Linked DNA regions of Mus musculus: region 1 is linked to region 2. Evidence: chromatin loops called from intact Hi-C (ENCODE). Cell type or tissue: heart. All regions are shown on one strand. Links, peaks and the distances in the headings refer to the core of each region. The heading gives the core; the rest is flanking DNA. Region 1 has its middle 33 kb from the start of Tmem126b. Region 2 has its middle 15 kb from the start of Ccdc83.

Region 1 (10,394 bases), core at 836-8,835, 230 kb after region 2:
AGTCAAAATCAAAGGAAGATAGTTTTCCAATTGGCCTTCTGTGTAATAGATATTGAGCCTAGAACTTTATTACTAATACCTGTGAGAAAACAGAAGCTCAGAGAGGTTATGTAACATGCTGTAGGTTACACACAGTACCTAAATGGGTTTTATATCCAGATCTAGTTGTCAATGAACCCTTTCAATAAAACACTGATTCTGGAGTGAGATAGTGGTAGTGGGTGGAATATCTTAGTACAGGGAATAGTGAGATGAAAGATGAGCACAGAGGGGGAGGAAAAAGGAGGGTGTGTGTGTGCACGTATGTGTGTCTTTTTGCATGCATGCATGTGTGTCTCTCTCCCCTCTCTCTGTGGTGTGGTCTGTAAGTGTGTGTGTGTATGTGTGTATGTGTGTGTGTGTGTGTGTGTAGAGGGAAGCAAGAATATGATTTGTATTAGAGATGCATGATACACATATTGGAAAATAAGGCAGAAAAATTGGGTTTTAATTATCTATGGGGATCAGGCCTTAAAAGTCATATGGGATGCTTGACAGTATTTTTAAGCAGTCATCAATTTAATATGGTTCTTTTTCTTTTGACAAACGGAATCATATTTACTATGTAAAGATCTGGCCAGCAGTGCATTTTTGTTTTGTGTTGTTTCACAGTTGCAGATTCATTTGGAAGACAAGACTATAAGGATACCAAAGTGGACTTTGAAATTAACATTGGATATAATGATCAATTTCTTTTGGCCGTTCATGGAGTAGATGATCACTTTACTGAATTATTTGTGTTGTGAAATTAAGAACACATCTGTAGATTAGATGAGTTAATCAATGCTTTTTCTGGGACCCCATGGTATATTTTAAACGTTTATTTTTCAGATACTGACCGAGCTTTGTCATTACTGGAGGAATACTGCAAAAAATTAAGAAAGCCTGAGGAACAGCTGTTGAAAAATGCTGTGAAAAAGGTGATGAGTATTTTCAAGAGCAGCTTATTTCAAGCCTTACTGGGTATGTATTGCAAAGATTACTTATAGCCTTAAAGGCGAGAATCAGGCTAAACAGTTTGAATAATGTCACAGATAACAAAGTTTCTCTGTTTCTGTCTCTGTCTTTCTCCATCTCTCTCTCTCTCTCTCTCTCTCTCTCTCTCTCTCTCTCCCTCTCTCTCTCTCTCTCTCTCTCTCTCTCTCTCTCTCTCTCTCTCACACACACACACACACACACACACACACACACACACACCTATGATAGTTTTTCTTTTTATTCAAAGGAAAGATCCCCCCCCACTCTTATTCTTACTTAAAAACAATTGCTAGAGAATAGAAATGAGGAATAGATTACTGAAAAAATACCAACCTTGAAAAGATACTTTGTGTGGGAAAATGGGAAGACCAATGTGCCCAGGTGAGAACTCTGAGTCTGCCGCAGTTAGGGACGGGCATCATACAGGAAGAAAGGGAGTAGCCTGTGGAACATAAACTCCCTAGAGTTCTGCTGACACCAACGTCCTCTGTCCGCAGAACAAAGTTAGAGTGAAACCCGTTGTCTCTTGTGCTTCTTTTAGGAGGGTTTAGATTCAGAACTGAAGAGTTTACTCATGAAAATTTAGTGCGTATCAATGTGTAATGAAAGTACTCTGATAATCTTAGCCTTCTCTTTAAAGATATGAAAAAAATCAAGACTGTGGTTTATTGATAGATGGCTTTATACATCTATCTTTTATACTTATATCTCTATATGTAAATAAGTATAAAAGATAGATTATAAATTGATCTCTTCAAGATGTCTTAAGAGGAAAAGCAACAAGGAAAATTAGTTATTTAACCAATCATCAATCAATATTTCCTTTAATAAAAACAACAAATGGAATATCAAGAAATTCCATTTGACACAGGATACTTTTTATTTTTCTGTTTATTTAGTTTTGTGTCAGGAACTGAGGTCAGTACTTTGTATGTGCTAAGCAACAACACACACACAAAATACGTTTGAAAAGGAGTCAGTGAGTCTATTAGACGTTGTAATCACATTTAATGCTAGCATGCATTGATAGTAAAAACAGTAATCTATGAAGCTTAGTGTTAAAATAATTTCTTTTTTATTTATTAACATGTTACTTATGTTCAATTACACATATACCAACCGATAAAACCCTTAAGATTATAGTTTCAGTATAATTTTAAAGATTATTTAGTTTTAAAGACTTGAAAATCAATTTATTGAATGTAAATAGAAGTTGAAAAGCTTTACAAAATTATTTTACCTGTGGGAAAAATAATTCCTTTCATCTATTGTGTCTGGCAAGAATTAATGACACAAGCAAATATAATCATCTCAGCTGGCATTAAATAGAAGCGACTCTAAATGGAGTCTTACAGAATTTAAATAAGCATGGTCATTAGAGAATAGTATTTTACAGAGCATTTTGAACCACAGATTTATGAATTAAGTATTAATAGTGTCATTTAGTTGATGATTCATAAAGGCCATTAACTAAATGGAAGTGCATCTAAATTGATTCACATGATGTGTTTAGTTAAGACTGGCTGTCTTTGGGGAGCTTGAGCTTTTGAGAACTGGTTTAGGAAGAATATTATCAGATGATTTTAGATAAATATACATGTTTAGAAATATAATCATTTGATAACACTATTACCTAGAGGACAAGAAGGCAGATGAGAGACTATCAACTACATTTTGCCATTGTTTTAACTGAGGGATAAATATCTTGGCAGAGAGCCTATAGTGTGTCTGGAATTTCTCTAATAGATCTAGAAAAGGCTGCTACGTAATAACCTGCATAGCAAGTTGCTCTGGCTGGCCCTTTAAAGTCAGTTGGTCACATAGACAGCAGAGGAATGCTAGCTCTGACTCAGTCAGAGAGATGCACCTAACCCGCAAGAGGCTGGAGGTCCCAGGGTGTGGGGAGGTCTGGTGGGGTGGGAGTGGGAGGTAGGGACATCCTTGTGGAGACTGAGGGAGGAGGCATGGGACGTGAAACAGTTAGAGGGTGGACGTAGAGGGGGACAAAGTCTAAACTGTAATATATATATGTTATATATGTAATATATGCATATGCATTAATTTGAAAAAGTCAGTTGGTATTAAAAGCAAGTACAAAGAATGGAGCATCATACAGCAAAACACAATTTTCTGTTGAACTCTATGTGGGAAGCAAAGTATTGGCCATTAAGTTATTATTATGGACCACTTCACTGTGTATTTTTCTTAAGGTCTCCACATGTGTCCTGAGGAAGATTCTCATCTTTCTAAAAGCTTAGACAGACAGCCATTGATAAATAAGATATTTTTTATTGTCTATAACTTGATTTCTCCTCCCTCCCTGTACCTCTCTTTGTTACAAATAATGAAAGGTTGTGGCTTTAACCATTGGTCTAATATTCATATAGCCAAGGCATTGAAATAATACCATGAATACCTAGCTAATTTCATAAACAGGACTCATAATGCCAAAAGCCAACACAAATGGATGATGGAGTGAAATGCTATTCTGAGGTCTTTGCTGCAATATTTCCACGTGACCAGGAAACCAAGCCCTTCATAAATACACGAGGAACATCACTTTAGATATAAGTATTTTTTGGTAGTCTTTCATCATTTGCTTAAAATGTTCTCCCTGAGACAACAGTAATGCTTTTTAAAATTTTAAACTGTAATTTTATCAGTTTATAAGGGTAATATACATTTTAGAATATTTTTGAATAAAGAAAGTAAAGGAATATAAAAAAGCAATGGTAAGATAGTTTAGCTTGTGGTAAACAGCGGGGCAAGCCTGGAGCATGGTGAATTGCCTGGTGGCCTTTCTTCCTTGCCTCTCCAGTTCCTTTGTGATTTGCTTTGAGTTCTCATTCACCAGAAGCTCACACTGGAATAAAGTACTTTGAAAGCTAACAATATATTTTTTCCAAACATATAAAGAACATGACGTATTTACATATGACATATGTAAATATATCCATTTTTGCATTTATATAGATAATTCTCTACTTTCTTAAAATTTTGAGAGAAAAATGAGTAGCAAAAGATAAACAACTTCATCCAAGACAGTATGTTTTATTTTACTTGTCTATGTATTTATTTGCTATGCTTAGCAGAAGCACAGTAGCCTGTACTGCCCATTCACAAGCACAGTGCAGTTGCAAAGATATGTTCTTTGCTTGAGTATGCTGGTGACTATTGTTAAAATATCTACAAAGGGAAATTAATAAAACAATCGAGAATACGTCCATTATGTTTAAAGGATAAATATACTAACTAATGAATGCTCCAGTGTTATAGCTTCAGTATAATAAAAAAATGTTAAGTTTTGAAAAATAGAAAATCAGTTTACTTTCAACATGCTAAAAGCTACATTTCTAGATGTTATGGTGACATCTTGTGGTCTGCTCAGAAAAAAAAAATTATCCAATAGATTATCACAGTTTGTAGTTGTTACACTGTCGGCACTTTCCAGAGTGTGAATACAATTCATAGTGTGAATCTTTAATATTATTAATAAGTGTTTAATAACTTTGATTCATAATAGTAAACAATCATTTAAAAATATTTGTTATGAGCTAGAGAGTTTTTCTAGGCAAAATAAAAAGTACTGAACTGTATGAGACAATGTTTCCTTTTATGAGCAAATGAAGATGAAGTAGGAAACAGAGATGTTATATAGTTGCTTAATAATTTATAATGGTGTTATGGCTAGAAATAAAAATGTATGAGAGTTTTTACCATGTGTTTGTTTGAATTTAGAAATCTGTATAATCACATTATATCAATTCTTTGTGTGTGTGTGTGTGTGTGTGTGTGTGTGTGGTGTGGTGTGTATTCATGTGTGTGCACATGGAGAAGCCAGAGGAAGATATTGGATGTTATGATGTATAATCCTGCTTATTTTCTTGAGGTGGGGTCTCTCACTGAACTTGGAACTATGTTGTCAGGTGGCAAACCCAGAAACCCTATCTCTATCTACCCTTTGGGGTTGCATACCCTCATAGCCGTGCAGGAATTTTATGTGGGTTCTTGGGATTTGAATTCTTTTAGCCTGTGCTGCTATCTTCTGAGCACTGCATTATACTAACTCTTATGTAATATTATTTCAAAGTAAGACCTACTTAAACATATTATGGCTGTAACTATGAATTATGTGTATTTTTGTCATCTGACCATCAAGAAATCAAGACATTTTATAAGATTACAGTGAATGGTACAAGTGTTGTACAATTATATGACTTTAGATTAGCTCCACTCTAATCTTTCAGAGCAAGTCCTCACACTGGCTTTTGTGTCAGCAGCACCAATCACACATCAACGGGTGTAGCTTTGTGTCTCACCTCAAAAACTACTAAATCACAGACTCAGAATTAGGGCTCAGCAAATAGTGTCTTAATAATGCTTTTGGATGATTTTGAGGCATGCCAAAAGTGTGATCTAGGTGCTTAGAAGTATGGCCTTTCAGAGAAATTAACATGGTGTTTGAATGTTACCCATGAACTTGGAAGAGAATGGTATTTCTTTTTTCTTGCATATTGTAAACATTTGGTTTAGTTCTTTAACAAGATGAGTGAACTTTTAACATTCTTAAGTCTATTGAGAATCCATAAATTTACAGATATTATGGAATCAAGTTTCTCTTTAAAATAAATAGCATTCTGAAATATTTACATGATCCTGCCTTTAGATATTAAATGATGGTTTCTACCTGTGTTGCTGTGAATAGAGAAAAGCAAAGTTACCTGGAGATTCTTCTGTTAGGTCATATGCAAAAGGTGCACTCACTGGGCAATACTTGCATGTGCTCCAGTGGAACAAAACTGCATATTATGGATTTTCAAATAAGTCTTGAAATTTTCATTATACTTATTTGTGTGTGTGCATGTATGTGTATGTGCATGTGCATGTGTGCACTGGCACATGTGCCATAGCAAGTACGTGGAGGTCAGAGAATAAATGTGAGAACTGGCTCTCGCTTTCTGCCTTGCAGATCCTTGGAATCAAACTCAGGGTGTGAGGCTCCATGGCGAGTGCTAAGTCACCTCTCTTGCCTCTCCATTAAGTATTTATTGGTTAGCACAGGGAATGCTATATTCTTGGATGCTAAAGCCTATGGTGGCTCTTTGCTTTTTTACTCATTTAAATAAATCAATTAGGGATATTTAAGTTATAACAATCTGAGTAATAATAGTTCACAATGTATTTATGAAGTTTCACTTAGTTACATAGACATGTACGAAGTCCAAATTGAGGACCTTAGGGGAAAACTGGCCCCTAAAGTCAAAGTAGTATTAATACATATGTACAAATGTCGTCAGTATGTAATTGATAATTAGACTCTAGGGGTTGAAACAAAGTGCTACAGGAGTTCAGAGAAGCCTGAGTGACTCTAGAGTGATGCTGGAAAGGGATACTTTGTTAAACCCAGCTCTTGTCTCTGATAGGACTGGCTCTAGAGGAGAGGCCAGAGAAGGGTATTTTTCTCATCCATTCAATAATCCATTTATAAGACATTACTGGGACACTGTGCAAGCTTCTCTTATACATGCTTTAGAGACAAGAATTAAATGAAATTTTTTTTCCATTTTTTATTAGGTATTTAACTCATTTACATTTCCAATGCTATACCAAAAGTCCCCCATATCCACCCACCCCCACTCCCCTGCCCACCCACTCCCCCCTTTTGGCCCTGGTGTTCCCCTGTACTGGGGCATATAAAGTTTGCAAGTCCAATGGGCCTCTCTTTCCAGTGATGGCCGACTAGGCCATCTTTTGATATATATGCAGCTAGAGTCAAGAGCTCCGGGGTACTGGTTAGTTCATAATGTTGTTCCACCTATAGGGTTGCAGATCCCTTTAGCTCCTTGGCTACTTTCTCTAGCTCCTCCATTGGGAGCCCTATGATCCATCCATTAGCTGACTGTGAGCATCCACTTCTGTGTTTGCTAGGCCCCGGCATAGTCTCACAAGAGACAGCTACATCTGGGTCCTTTCAATAAAATCTTGCTAGTGTATGCAATGGTGTCAGCGTTTGGATGCTGATTATGGGGTGGATCCCTGGATATGGCAGTCTCTACATGGTCCATCCTTTCATCTCAGCTCCAAACTTTGTCTCTGTAACTCCTTCCATGGGTGTTTTGTTCCCAAATCTAAGGAGGGGCATAGTGTCCACACTTCAGTCTTCATTCTTCTTGAGTTTCATGTGTTTAGCAAATTATATCTTATATCTTGTGTATCCTAGGTTTGGGGCTAATATCCACTTATCAGTGAATACATATTGTGTGAGTTTCTTTGTGAATGTGTTACCTCACTCAGGATGATGCCCTCCAGGTCCATCCATTTGGCTAGGAATTTCATAAATTCATTCTTTTTAATAGCTGAGTAGTACTCCATTGTGTAGATGTACCACATTTTCTGTATCCATTCCTCTGTTGAGGGGCATCTAGGTTCTTTCCAGCTTCTGGCTATTATAAATAAGGCTGCTATGAACATAGTGGAGCATGTGTCCTTCTTACCTGTTGGGGCATCTTCTGGATATATGCCCAGGAGAGGTATTGCTGGATCCTCCGGTAATACTATGTCCAGTTTTCTGAGGAACCGCCAGACTGATTTCCAGAGTGGTTGTACAAGCCTGCACTCCCACCAACAATGGAGGAGTGTTCCTCTTTCTCCACATCCACGCCAGCATCTGCTGTCACCTGAATTTTTGATCTTAGCCATTCTGACTGGTGTGAGGTGGAATCTCAGGGTTGTTTTGATTTGCATTTCCCTGATGATTAAAGATGTTGAACATTGTTTCAAGTGCTTCTCTGCCATTCGGTATTCCTCAGGTGAGAATTCTTTGTTCAGTTCTGAGCCCCATTTTTTAATGGGGTTATTTGATTTTCTGAAGTCCACCTTCTTGAGTTCTTTATATATGTTGGATATTAGTCCCCTATCTGATTTAGGATAGGTAAAGATCCTTTCCCAATCTGTTGGTGGTCTTTTTGTCTTATTGACGGTGTCTTTTGCCTTGCAGAAACTTTGGAGTTTCATTAGGTCCCATTTGTCAATTCTCGATCTAAATGAAATTTTTATAAACAATTTATATTTATAGTTCCTGGAAGTGATACACAAGAAGAATGGAGGCTTCGATGGGTGAGAAAGAGGCTTAACTTTAAATGTGCAAATTTCTTTAGGAAGTGGCCCTCGAAATGCTGAAAATTATAGAAATTCTATGACAATTAATGGCACTTTAGAAAGTGGGTATGACTGAAGATGGATTTTGATATTTACACCTTTAAAAATGCCCTTTGTATGCTGGGTAGGGAGTCTCACTGGATCCAGATCTTTACAGTAGAGAATAGAGTGTGAAGCATCAAACATGGCTCAGACAATTGTTTTAATCACCTTTGTTAAATAGCTATCATCTGGGTGAGAGTCATTGAGTGTCTCATGCCTGGAAAGATAGAACATCTCCTGTTTGATGCTTTGGATCAATTACTATCAAGAGGTTTCAATGCCATTCTTGGTTCAGGACTTTTGTGTATTACTGCAAGATTTATGTCACCAGATGGCACCATTTAACTAAAGTTATGTGCTTGGGCTGCTCATAAAGTGGTTGCTGCTTGGATTTGTTCTATAGCTGAAACAGGGGAAAAATTACTCTGATGGTATATGAGACTTATCTTAAAGAGAGTCTAACCCAGTGTTTTTTGGAAGCATGACAGAATCTGGTGATTTCTTTTTGGTATGTAGTGGAAGAAAACTTGAAGCTGGTCTCCACCGTCAGTATGTGGCAGTTGGGAGAAAGAATACTATAAGTTTTTTCCTATTTGGGTTTTCTATAGATAGTATACTCATTTTATTAATATTATACCCATGAATCATTTGGCTGCTGAAATATTTTCAGGGAGTATATATATATATATATATATATATATATATATATATATATATCCATATGTACATATACATATATGTATACTAAACAGAAAGACAATATTTTTTATTATTATCTTTAATCATTTTTTTTACAGTCCAGTTATTATCCCCCTCCCATTCCACCCTCTGACAGTTCCCCATCCCATTCCTCCTCTCTCTTCTCCAAGAGGATGTCTCCACATCTCTACACTCCCACACCCTCTTACACCCTGCCAGGCCTCCCTGGGACCTCAAGTGTCTCAAGGGTTAGGTACATCTTCACTCATTGAGGACAGACCAGGCATTCCTCTGCTGTATACGTGTTGGGGGCTTCATATCAGTGTCTGAGATATCTCGGGGGTCCAGGTTAGGTGAGACTGCTGGTCTCCCTATGGGGCTGCCCTCCTTCTTAGGTTCTTCCAGACTTTCCCTAATTCAACCACAGGGGTCACTGACTTAAGTCCATTGGTTGGGTGTAAGTATCTGCATCTGTCTCAGTCAACTGCTTATTGGGCCTCTTGGAGGACAGCCATGCTATGCTCCTTTCTGTAAGCATCAGTAATAGTGTCAGACCTTGGAGCCTTCCCTTGAGATGGGTCCCAATTTGGGCCTGTCACTGGACCTCCTTTCCCTTAGTCTCTTCTCCATTTTTGTTCTTGCAGTTCTTTTAGACAGGAACAATTCTGGGTCAAAGTTTTTGACTATGGGGTGGCAACCCCATTCCTCCACTTGATTCTCTGTCTTTCTACTGCAGGTTGGTTCTATAAATTCCCTCTCCTCATTGTTAGGCATTTTATCTTTGAGTCTTGAGAATCTCTCACTTCCTAGATCTCTGCTATATTCCAGAGGGTTGCACCACCTTCCACCTCCCAAGGTTGTATGTTTCCATTAATTCTGCTGGCCATCGGGGCTTCACTCCTCGTCCCCCAATATCTTATCATGTTCGCCCCTTCTTCTGCCCTTCCCACTCCCCTCTCCCACCCAGTTCCCTCCCTCTTTTTGCTCTCTGCTTTCTTCTCCCTCCCAAGTGGTATTGAAACATCCTCACTTGGGCCCTTTGACTTGTTAACCTCCTTGAGTTCTGTGGATTGTATCCTGGGTATTCTGTACTTTTTTGACTAATGTCCACTTATTAGTGAGAACATACCATGCACATCCTTTTGGGTTTGAGCTACCTCACTCAGGTTAATATTTTGTAGTTCCATCCATTTGCCTGCAAAACTCATGATGTCCTTGTTCTTAATAGCTGAATAATATATCCCATTGCGTAAATAAACCACATTTTCTGTATCTCTTCTTCTGTTGAGGGACATCTGGGCTGTTTCCAGCTTCTGACTACCCCAAAACTCTTAGCACATTCTGCTATGAACATAATGGAGCATGTGCCCCTGTGGCATGGTAAGTCATATTTTAAGAATATGCCCAGGAGTGGTATAGCTGGGTCTTCAAGTAGATCTATTTCCAAGTAGAAAAACAATCTTTAAAGATTATTTTTA
Region 2 (10,394 bases), core at 999-8,998:
TATGTGTATGGGTGTTTTGCCTGCGTGCATGTCTGTGCACCACGTGTAGACCTAGTGTGCACATCATCCAGGTAGGCATCGGGTCCCCTGGGACTGGAGTTAGACTGCTGTTAGCTTCCATTGGGTGCTGGACCAGTGCTCTTAACCACAAGTCATCTCTCCAGCCCCTGGCTCTCATTCTTTCTGGAGCTTCATCTTCCCCTCTCGCAGTCGGTAGCCATGACATGGGGCTGCTGGGGCTGAGGCTTACTTCTTTCTCACGTTGCTTGCCTGTCTTTCCCTCTACGAGCTCAGGCATCCTGTTATTACCTCTCTGAGTCCTGCACCTCTTCCTCAGTTTCTTCATTTGGAAGAGTCCATCTTTCCTTATCATGAATCTTTTACTTCACATCATCTTGTGGAGTTAACTTCTAATTCATTTTTAACAAGTGCCCCACTACAACCATTTGGAAAGCAATTTGGTAGTCACTTATAGTGACAAATATAGTGTGTGGATGAGTGATATCACTGCTACATATTGATTCAGGAAAAATAAAAATAAGCACTCTTAGCAGCTTCGTTTCTAATACCCTCAACCTGGGAACAACAGGGACACTCAGCAGCAGGTAACTATATAAACACTGCACAGCCACACAGTGGAGTACCGCACAGCAGTGAAAAGTGGAGCAAATTAAACTGTCAGTACGTGCAATAACATGAACGATCCTTGTAAAAAACACTTATTAAAGTGAAGAATCCAGGTGGGAAGTAAAATATTATGCACAATTCTAGAAAAGGCTGAAAGCCAACCAGTGGTTGCCTAGCATCTATGAGCAGGCGTATAAGTTTCTGTTGTTGTGATAAAACATCATGACCAAGGCAGCCTCTGGAAGAACAAGCTTATTTGGGTCTACGGTTCCAGAGGATTAGAGTCTACCATGGTGGGATAAAGGCCCCGCAGCATGAGCAGGAAGCGGAGGGCTCACATCTTCAACCACAGGCATGGAGCAAAGAGAGCAAACTTGACATGGTACATCTCACCTCCAGTGACATACTTCCTCTAACAGGACCACATCTCCTAAGCCTCCCAAAGAGACTGACCAATGGAGGACCAGGCATTCAAAATCCCAAGACTATAAAGGACTTTTCTCATTCAAACTCTCACAGTGGGCTAGGGAATTAGGTATGGCAGCATCAGGAAGGGGAGAACTCTCAGGGATGAGTCTCTAGATTTTGATTGTGATGGTTGTTACAAGGATGTGTGCTTTTGTTAAAGCATGTGTGTGTGTGTGAGAGAGAGAGAGAGATATGTTATATCTATGTGTTATCTATGTGTTATGCATATGATATATATACATACATATATGAAGTGTGTATATTTCTTATTGTATATAAACTCTACTTCAGCAAAGTTAATTTTTACAAAGTCACTTCCAATTCTTTGCCCATCTCATCAGGAAATGAACCTTCCATTCCTTCTGCCTGATTCTGGTTGGTTCAGGATTGCTTCCACTGAGAGTGCACAGCCGAATGACTGTCACTTCTGGAACTGGGTCAAAGTAGATCGTGCAGATTGTTCCGGTTCTTTTGGGATACTTGCTCTGGAGGGAGTAAACTTTCACACAATCCTATCTCCTACGGGATAACCTTGCCAGAGAGTCACAGTATAGGCATTGTGAATAGTCATTCAGCGATCATTCTGTGGGCTAGAAGATGTCTAGAAACCATATTCTAGCCCACAGAATGCCAGACACATGAGTGATGTCATGTTGGACCCTCCCCTCCGGCCTCTCCATCGGCTTGGTTTTGCTGAAATGATCTCAAGCTTGTACATGAGGAACTATGGGATCAGGGGAGACCTAATAAGTTATTATTTTAAACCACTGAGTTTTAATAGTGTATTAGTTACTTATTATGGTAGAAAACTACTCTAAACATAGTGACTCATTTATTACCTCACAGTTTCTGTGAGAGAAGGAGGAGTCTGGGAGCTGTTTGAACAGTTTGAGCTCAGCGTAGCTCATGAGGTCAGATGTCGGGCAGATTCTGTATTTGCCTGGGGGAGCTTTGGGTCTAGGTGGAAAAAAACAGAAGAGTAAAGTTTCTTCACATTGAAGAACCCTTGAAGAGAGTGAGGCAAACAGACTGCCTTGGGAAACCTAGACCTGTCTTAAGGGCTGGGAGCAAGCCTAGAGGAAATGACCAAGTTGGTTTGGTGTGCTGGCTGGAGCGTGGCAGATACAAAGACCCAGTAGTGAGAGCACTGAGTCTCTAGTGACACTAAAGGCATTTTCTATGGCTAGATGATGAGACCCCAGAGGTGAGAGAGGAGTGTGATGCGGTGGAGGCGAAGCAAGCAGGAACCATCACACCAGGTCCTGTAAGTTGTGCAGAGAGAGCTTGCTTGTTGACAAAACCCTGGCTGGTGTAGAGGAGGGTGGGAGAGGTCAGGGTGAGGCTGGGTTCCAAGATGAACTTCACTGACCTCAGTTCCAGTTTTTATTTTGCTAAGGGCCTCCCATTTGGATCCTGTTTCTGGTCCACGGCGTATGGGCGGCAGTGCCTGGAAAAACCATGACTTCATCTCCCTGGCTCCACCTGTGAGCTTGCCTAATCTCTTCAGGCTTCCGTGACACAGGTGAGATGCTCACTCCCACACTGGGAGGCAGCCTATGAAAGCTGCTCCCAGCACAGCATCAGCACAGTATTAAAAGAATTAGGACATATTCATAGCTCTACCTCACATCTGGGGAATGAGGCAGAGGCAATTACAACTCTCATCTTTTCAGCACTGTATTCATTTGCAGACAGAAACATAAATAGGTATTTTTTTTAGGAATATGCCTCCCATATTAGCAAACCCAGTCTTGTGCACTATGTTTTGAAACCAGAGGAAACGGGAGTTTGTGGTCTGTTCCTTCCACCTCATGTGGATTTCAGTATACTGTTTACTTTTTACGCAGCATCCTAGCTGAGAAGACCATGGCCAATGAGCCATACTATATGCTATTCCAGTGAAATGAGATGCCCAGGAAAGGCAAATCCATGTAGACTTCTGCTGTGGGGCCTCCGTCAGGGCAACCGCATGGAGAGAGGCTGTCCAGGTGAACATAGAGAATCTAAGAGCCACTGAATGGTACAGAAGAGCAAATGCTTTTGGGTCCTGATGTTGAAAGGTCCTTCTTTGGCTCAGCTCATCTATTAGTGAGGATGGCCTTTGTTGTCAAGCAGCTATGTTGAGGAAATGCCCCCCCCCACACTCCCACCCCCGTATTGGCATGGCCAACAGTCCAAAGGATATAGTTCACCTTCATTCATAAAATGAATCCATTAGGGGTTCCTTACAGAAAGGTGGATGACTCTTGGCTGGCTGAGTTTCCCCAAAATTGCTGCTCACCCTGCCCCCACTCCCTAAGCCCCCATTTTAATATATCTCCAAGTCACAGAGGCCATGATGTAAATTTGAGTCTGGATTGCTCCCCAGTGTTAAATAAATGGTAGCTACAGACAGAGGTGGTATAAGCTACAGGCAAAACCAGACTCTGGGAAAGATGGGCACACTCCATCCTTGCCCTGAGCTAGGATTCTGCTGGCCTTGCCAAACCTGGGAGGCGTGGGTTATTTTTTATTGCATGTGCTAGAAAACAGCTAAATAGTAGTTTGCTGCAAGTCGGGGTGACTCTGGCTAAGACGGGGAGCAAAGGCAGTATTAGCCAGCCTTCATCTTTACTGCCCCTTCCTTAAGACAGATCCTCGTCTTCTGACTTGATTGAAGATCTGACTGCATGTCCCATCTAGCTTTCTTGACCCCAGTTCTTTCTCTGCATTGTGCCAGAGACTCCATCCCTTGTTTATAATCTCTGTGGCTTCCCACAGGGCCAGGAGCAAAGAGTTCCGGATGTGACTGGTAAGGCTCTTGGCCATCTTGCTTACGCAGTCATGAAAGTCACCCTGGCCCATGCTGCGGTTAACAACTGGCATCCTCTAGATGGGCATCCTAAGTTGGGGTCTGTGTGTGAGTAGCTTTATTGGGAGGTACTCTCCAAAAGTTAGGAGAATGGGGAAACAAGAAAGGTAGAGATGGCAGAGTTTGTTGATGAACAAGTTCTCTAGAGACTGGATAAAAAGGGGTTGGTTTTGATAGGACTCTGGGACATAGCTCAGTAGGCTGGGTAGTTAGGTCACACTCACCATGTGCTGGAGACTGCTCCCGAGGGTGCTGACTGTGAGATGCTTAGAGCGTGCAGAGGCCAACTATGCCCTTGTACCTCGTGGGCCAGGGAGGTCTGTAACCAGCACTGCCAGAAGTGGTTGCTAGAAGAAGCCCTTAGCTTGCATGGTGAATTCAAAGAAAAATATGTGTGTGGGAGGGCGGGGGTTGGGGGATGAGGGAGCCCACCACAACGCTCAGAACCGGCTTCTCCCTTCTGTAGTGTTCCTGGTCTTATGACAGCTGTGTGTAAAATTACTCATTTTTGGTTAGTATATTAAAATAATGGGTTTCATTGTGACATTTTGTATTCACACACACACACACACACACACACACACACAGAGATTATATACATATACACTGCCCCTGCTCATGTAGACCTGGCTCCCCTGGAACTCGCCCTATAGACCAGGTTGGCCTCGAACTCACAGAGATCTCCCTGCTTCTGCCTCCTGAGTGCTGGGATTAAAGCTGTGTGCCACAACCATCTGGCCTAAACTGGAACTCTGTATCCTTCTACCTCTACCTCCAGGTGCTGAGATTACAGACGAATCAGAGTGTGCCGGCGTGTCTGGCACTGCCTACTGGTCCCTCAATGTCTGGTGCCACTATTAACTCAAATCAAGCCAGAAGTAGACTGCCAAAGACCCCCTCATGCCTGAATGACCCCAAATGTCCTTGGAGCACAGTTGCTGAGCAGCCCACTGCATCTTGAGTATCATTGGACAACCCGGCCGGCATGATATGTCTGGAAATGAACCCTGAGTTATACCGTGAGCATCGGGCTGGCAGCCACTGAGCTGCGGAAGTGATCAGAGCATGGCCCGGTGGCTTGAAAGAGGTGCTGAGCAGTTTGAGAGTGCCCAGAGCAGGAAGGGTAGGGACCGTGACAACAGAGGAGAGTTGATAAAAGGAGCCAGGAAAGGGAACATGAAAAATCCCACAGGCCTGTCCAGTCTTCTAGGCACAAGGTCTTAAGACCCTGGGCTGAGATTTTGTAACACTGGCCACTGCTAAGGGCTAAGGAGATAACCAAAGCCCCCACAGAGACTAACAGTAGAGGGCGCCACTTCCTACTACTCCCCCAGCTCAGCTACTGCTCTCTGCTGTCATATCCCGAGGGCGACAAAGGCTCCTGGAGACAAGCAGTTGAAGTCTGTTGCATACAGGTGATTTCCATCAACTAGAACGAAACAAAATCAAAAACCTTCCAACTAGCCAGGTAGCCTGTGCTACTGAAAGTAGGCAAGGAAGGCCACACAAGGGTAAGTTCTTTGGGTCTAAAGTACGGTAATAGAGGGGACAGCACAGGGGGAGAGCTGACTGAGGGAGACTGGGCAGCCTCTTTAGTAATTTTGTATTTTTCTGCAAGCCTAAGAGCAATCACCACGTTGTGCTTGAGTTCGAGAAAACGATCTATAAAGGCAAGCAGGCTCAGCCAGTGCCGTTAGAGAGGCTTTCAGCTGTCTGGCTGTATAACCAAGAACAGGTGGGGCGGATGAGGCTGGTGTCAGAGAGATTAGCCTCCTTCTGTGAGCACCAGGGCTTTCTCAGCCCAAAGCAAGACCAAGAAAGACCAATGAGGAAAGATTGGGTTTGGGGTGAGGACTGGAGGCTGGGAGGCAAGACGGGAGGAAAGAGTGCAGAGCCAACGTGGCTAACAAACTTCTGGCCTGTGTGTGACAGTTTTGATATGGAGTCACTAGACTGGTCAGGGGCAGGACCCACTAAACTAACCAGTCTAGTGGGCAGGAGCCACGTTAGTGAGTGGATTATAAAATGTTTATGTCCTTTTTTTTCTTTTGAGACAGGGATATCTCTACATAGCCCAGACTGTCCTGGAATTCATGGTTTTTTACATGTGTCAAAATTCATGATTATTATATGTGTGAAGAAATCTTCACCATGTATCTTCCAAAGGAAATAGTTGTGTATGGCACATAGAACATTTATATCCCCAAACAGTACCTTCCTTCCTACCACCCTACGTCCACCTTTCTTCACAAATTCTGTCCCACTGACTGACCGCATTTGAGAAGAAATGCTCGATTACTTTTCATTTGCATAACTCCCCTCTCCAGGTGGTTGTTAGAAGTTGGCAGGCTTCCATAAGTATGGGGCCATGACCTCTAAGGCTTAAACCAATACTTCCCAACCAGAGTGACTTTTGTCTCCTAGTGCCCATGTGGCAATATCTATAGATGTTGAACACTGTCATGACTGAGCAGGGGGAAGCGGGCATTCTCATAAATATCCCACAATGCACAGGGCAGTTTTCCACAGCAGCTGCTCTGAGGTTAAGCCCCTGGTTTAGACAGACCAGTTACACAAGAGCCCCGATTGTTATGAGCTAGCAGAGAATGAAGGGGAAAAACTGTTGCATGTCATTTACCCGATCCACACCTGGTCCTACAAACCGCCAGAGGTTTGCTCTGAGGGAGGGTTAGCCATTGGAATGTGTCCCACCAACGTGGAATAGTGGGCTTGGAACGACTTCGGTGAGGCCCTTGCATCATCAGAATTTAATGTGATTGCAAGCAGTGTCAAGAGACATATGATTTACCTGCTCTTCCATCTTTTTTTTTTTTAAAAGGCTGTCCTAAGGATGATGTGAGAAGTGTATTGGTGTGCTAGTATTACCACAGTTAAACAATAGAATTGTAAGGTTCTCCCAGTGCCGGAGGCTGGGAGTCCAGATCTGCGTACACTCAAGGTCATGCTTGCTGAGGGCTCTTTTCCTGACTTGTGCATGACTGGCTTCTCCCTGTGTCCGTATTCATGACCCTCCTTCTATGCAAGCAGGGGAGAGAGGGCCTACACGCAAGTCACATGTAGACAGGGGTGGGGCACACAGGACTAGTGCAAATAATTATGGGATATAATGATGACTAACTTTGGTGCCTGTTTTTATTAAATGGAAAGAGAGAAAAATTAAGTTTGTTGAATACTTGAGAAGACCATTTCTAATTTACTACCTACCATACAGCAAGGAGAAAACAGGAAAAAAACAGAGTATAAACAATTTTTACAATAGTGAATCTGTGGAGTGGCTAGAGAGAAGTCATTTCTGGGAGTTAAAGTGCCGGTGTCTTTGTATTTACGTCTGTCAGCTAAGAATATATTACACAGCACTTCTGAAGGGTCTAAAGTCACCATAACACATTGGAGGCAACGATTTTTTTTTAAAGGTAAAACTAGATTTGCTTTAAATCTAATATGTAATATGTATTATATGTGTTATATTTACTACCTGGAAATGTTTTCTTTTTTTTCTGAAGCGTTGTTTGTGTTTTATGTGGTTTTCCTGCATGTAAGTATGTGCATGTACACAGTGCCCTTGGGTGTTGTAAGAGGGAGTCTGATCCCCTGGGAAGGGAGTTACAGACAGCTGTGAGCTGCCCTGTGGTTTCAGGGAATCAAGCCCAGTCCTCTGCAAGGGCAGCCAGTGCTCTGATCACTGAAACATCTCTCTCTCTCTCTGTCTCTTTCTCTCTGTCTCTCTCTCTGTCTCTCTCTCTCTCTCTCTCTGTCTCTCTCTCTGTCTCTCTCTGTCTCTCTCTGTCTCTCTCTGTCTCTCTCTCTGTCTCTCTCTCTCTGTCTCTCTCTCTGTCTCTCTCTGTCTCTCTCTCTCTGTCTCTCTCTGTCTCTCTCTCTCTGTCTCTCTCTGTGTCTCTCTCTGTGTCTCTCTCTGTCTCTGTCTCTCTCTGTGTCTCTCTCTGTCTCTGTCTCTCTCTGTCTCTGTCTCTCTCTCCAGCTCCTATACATGTTCCCCTTTCCCTTTAAAAATTGCAAGTATTTAGAGGATATTTATCAAGGTCATGGTGCATGTGTACCCTAAGAATCTTGGTGTGCTAGAGACTTATTTGTTTTTTGTCTTTTAAAAATACAGTATTTTTATTCATTCTCTGAGAACATATATGCCTTCAATATATTTTGGTAATATCTCCTCCCCCCTCAGTATTTCCTTTAATTCCTCCTAGGACCACCCTAAAAACTTACCAGTAAAGGGCCTGGGATAAAATGTTGGAAGAAGACATTACATGTGTCAGAACCCATGTTAACAGTTGATTACCATTTTTTCCTAATACATCATTATCCTCATTACAATTCACGTATCTCATAGTCCCATAACCTAATTATACATGCTAATACAGAATATATATGAGAGTCCCAGGCTGAGGTAGGGAGAACCTCTGCTCTCCACTCCAGGCAACTGAAGTTCTTTGAGAAAGCCAGAAAAGGTAGGGTTTCAGGGCAGGGGAGAATAGGACCAAGTTGAAATTCTATGTTAAGTAAAGGCTTTGGGACAGGGCAGGGAAAGGGTCGGGGGTTGGAGTGTAGAGTCTGTGTGTGGCCCCTTCCCTGAACAGGTCATTTGTTGCTATGCACTCTTGCAGGAGCAAGGTTGTCCTGCCTCTGTGTAGTCCCTTGTAGAGTTGGGGCACAGGTGTTGGTCCCCCTTGAGTATCATCCCTCGTGGGATGGCTATAGTGCCTACTCAACCTTCGTAGTTCCTTTCATCAACATGAGTTATAGGCTTGCATCTATGCCTGCCCTTGCATAGGTGGCCAGGTACCAGGCCTGTCTCTGTGATGTCTACTCCAGAGAGTGGCTCAGACCAGATTTCTATGTCACAGAACACTGTGCGTTCTGATCCAAAGTTTCTTGCCTACTCAGAGGCATTCTGTGGGCCAGATCTCAGAGTGGTCCAGTGATATCTGCTCTGGGTTCTCTCAGTAAACCAGGCAGACCAGGACCTCTGCTTCTGAGCTGAGTCCTCGACTAGCCTGCTTTCCAAAATTCCCTTTCTCTCTTTGTAACTGAGACCACTGTTTTTCTGCTAATACCCATTTCTGAGATGGCAGTTGTCCAGCTGTTGTTTGCTCCCTAGAGATCCTAGCAGTTTGTGCCTGGCTGTCACCTGCCACCTTTTTTTTCTCCCGTTTTTGTTTGTTTTATGATGTTTTTGAAAAAAAAAAAAAACTAAGCCACCAAAAACTCTCCAGAGTGATACATGAATTGTTTTTGTATTTTGGATAAGATTTGACTCCGTTTTTAAAACAAAAATACCGAAAGTATCGATTTTCCCTTAATTGGCTTCTGTTTGAGGACTTATTTCTTAGCTCTTTTCCTTCCCCCTCGGAATTTTGAGGACTTATTTCTTAGTTTTTTTCCTTCCCTCTTGGAGTTTTGCACACTGGCGTGACAAATGTGTGACAAATGGCCGTCACTGCTGAAAACTCCACTCCTCAAATTCAAATATTTGCCGAGCTTATCTATTCCAAAACTGACAGATGCTTTCTATCTTTTGTTTGCTTTTTAGCTGACGTCCCTTATATGTCTCATCTTGGTGAACTTAGGCCTCTTTCTGGAGTGACTGCTTAAGCACACTGTGACTGAATCATATATTCCAGCACGGCTCACCAGCCAGTAGCTCTGCTGTTGCTAACTGACTTACTGATTTACAAACGCTCACCATCAGTACCTGTCTTGGGTCCAAGCTGAGACCCGTGAATGAGACCCAGAGACACAGAACTGAAAGCTAAGCAATAGCCACACATACTTGAGTTTGGGGAAGAGCTCTGAGGCAGACCATCTTAGCTTTATTTCTCCTAAAAAGTTGATCTAAGACATCGTATAAAGGTAGCTTAGACCGGAAGTGATCCCAAGAAGCCGGTCAGAAAGTGAAACAGGAAAAGGTGTGCTGGTGGGTGGGTCCTGTTGTGAGCAACAAGAATTCCACCTGATTTCTGATATCCTGAGCGGTCGTTTAGACAAACTTCAGGGTTGTCCCGTTGAGGGATAGGGTAGTTAGGGGATCCTTGGATTCTTGTCTTCATAGTTTGAAAGACACTTCTGAGAAACTTGTGTCTTCCTAGAGGAGAGGCGTGTACACAGTGAGATGTGTACACAAGGACTGACCCCGCACTGCCGACTGGACGAGGTGATGTGTCCAGAGTATCACTCTCAATAGAGAGTGAAGGATCTTTGATGTGATGGGCTATCACAGCTATGTACTGATGATGTAGTGGTATGGTATGCGTTGCAGATTCTGAAGGGCATATGTCCCTTTATTATTAACGCCAAGTGAAATAAATTAGTGAGATACACAATTCCCTGGTCAATTTAGTTTAATTAATTGTTTGATATCCCGCAGACAACTAGTGTTCAGAGTATAGTCTTCAACTATCACAGTCAACAT

What was found. A loop is a pair of places that touch in the nucleus more often than their neighbours do. Peaks named below come from ENCODE experiments on the same cell type or tissue, not always from the same donor. Only the 100,000 strongest peaks of a DNase experiment are listed, where the experiment ranks them.
Region 1: it touches region 2 in a loop (2.7-fold over the local background); 10 of 42 quality-filtered maps call a loop at or near these places.

Annotation. Positions count from the first base shown.
Region 1 is chr7:90,503,936-90,514,329 of GRCm38, forward strand. It overlaps a transcript of Dlg2 not described here. Among named protein-coding and RNA genes, the nearest start is that of Tmem126b, 33 kb to the left of the region's middle. In heart, for the core only: CTCF peaks have their summits at 4,401 (motif pointing left) and 8,552 (motif pointing right); no DNase peak of the experiment used is centred there.
Region 2 is chr7:90,275,421-90,285,814 of GRCm38, forward strand. No RefSeq gene overlaps it. Among named protein-coding and RNA genes, the nearest start is that of Ccdc83, 15 kb to the left of the region's middle. In heart, for the core only: a CTCF peak has its summit at 5,254 (motif pointing right); a DNase peak (open chromatin) is centred at 2,501.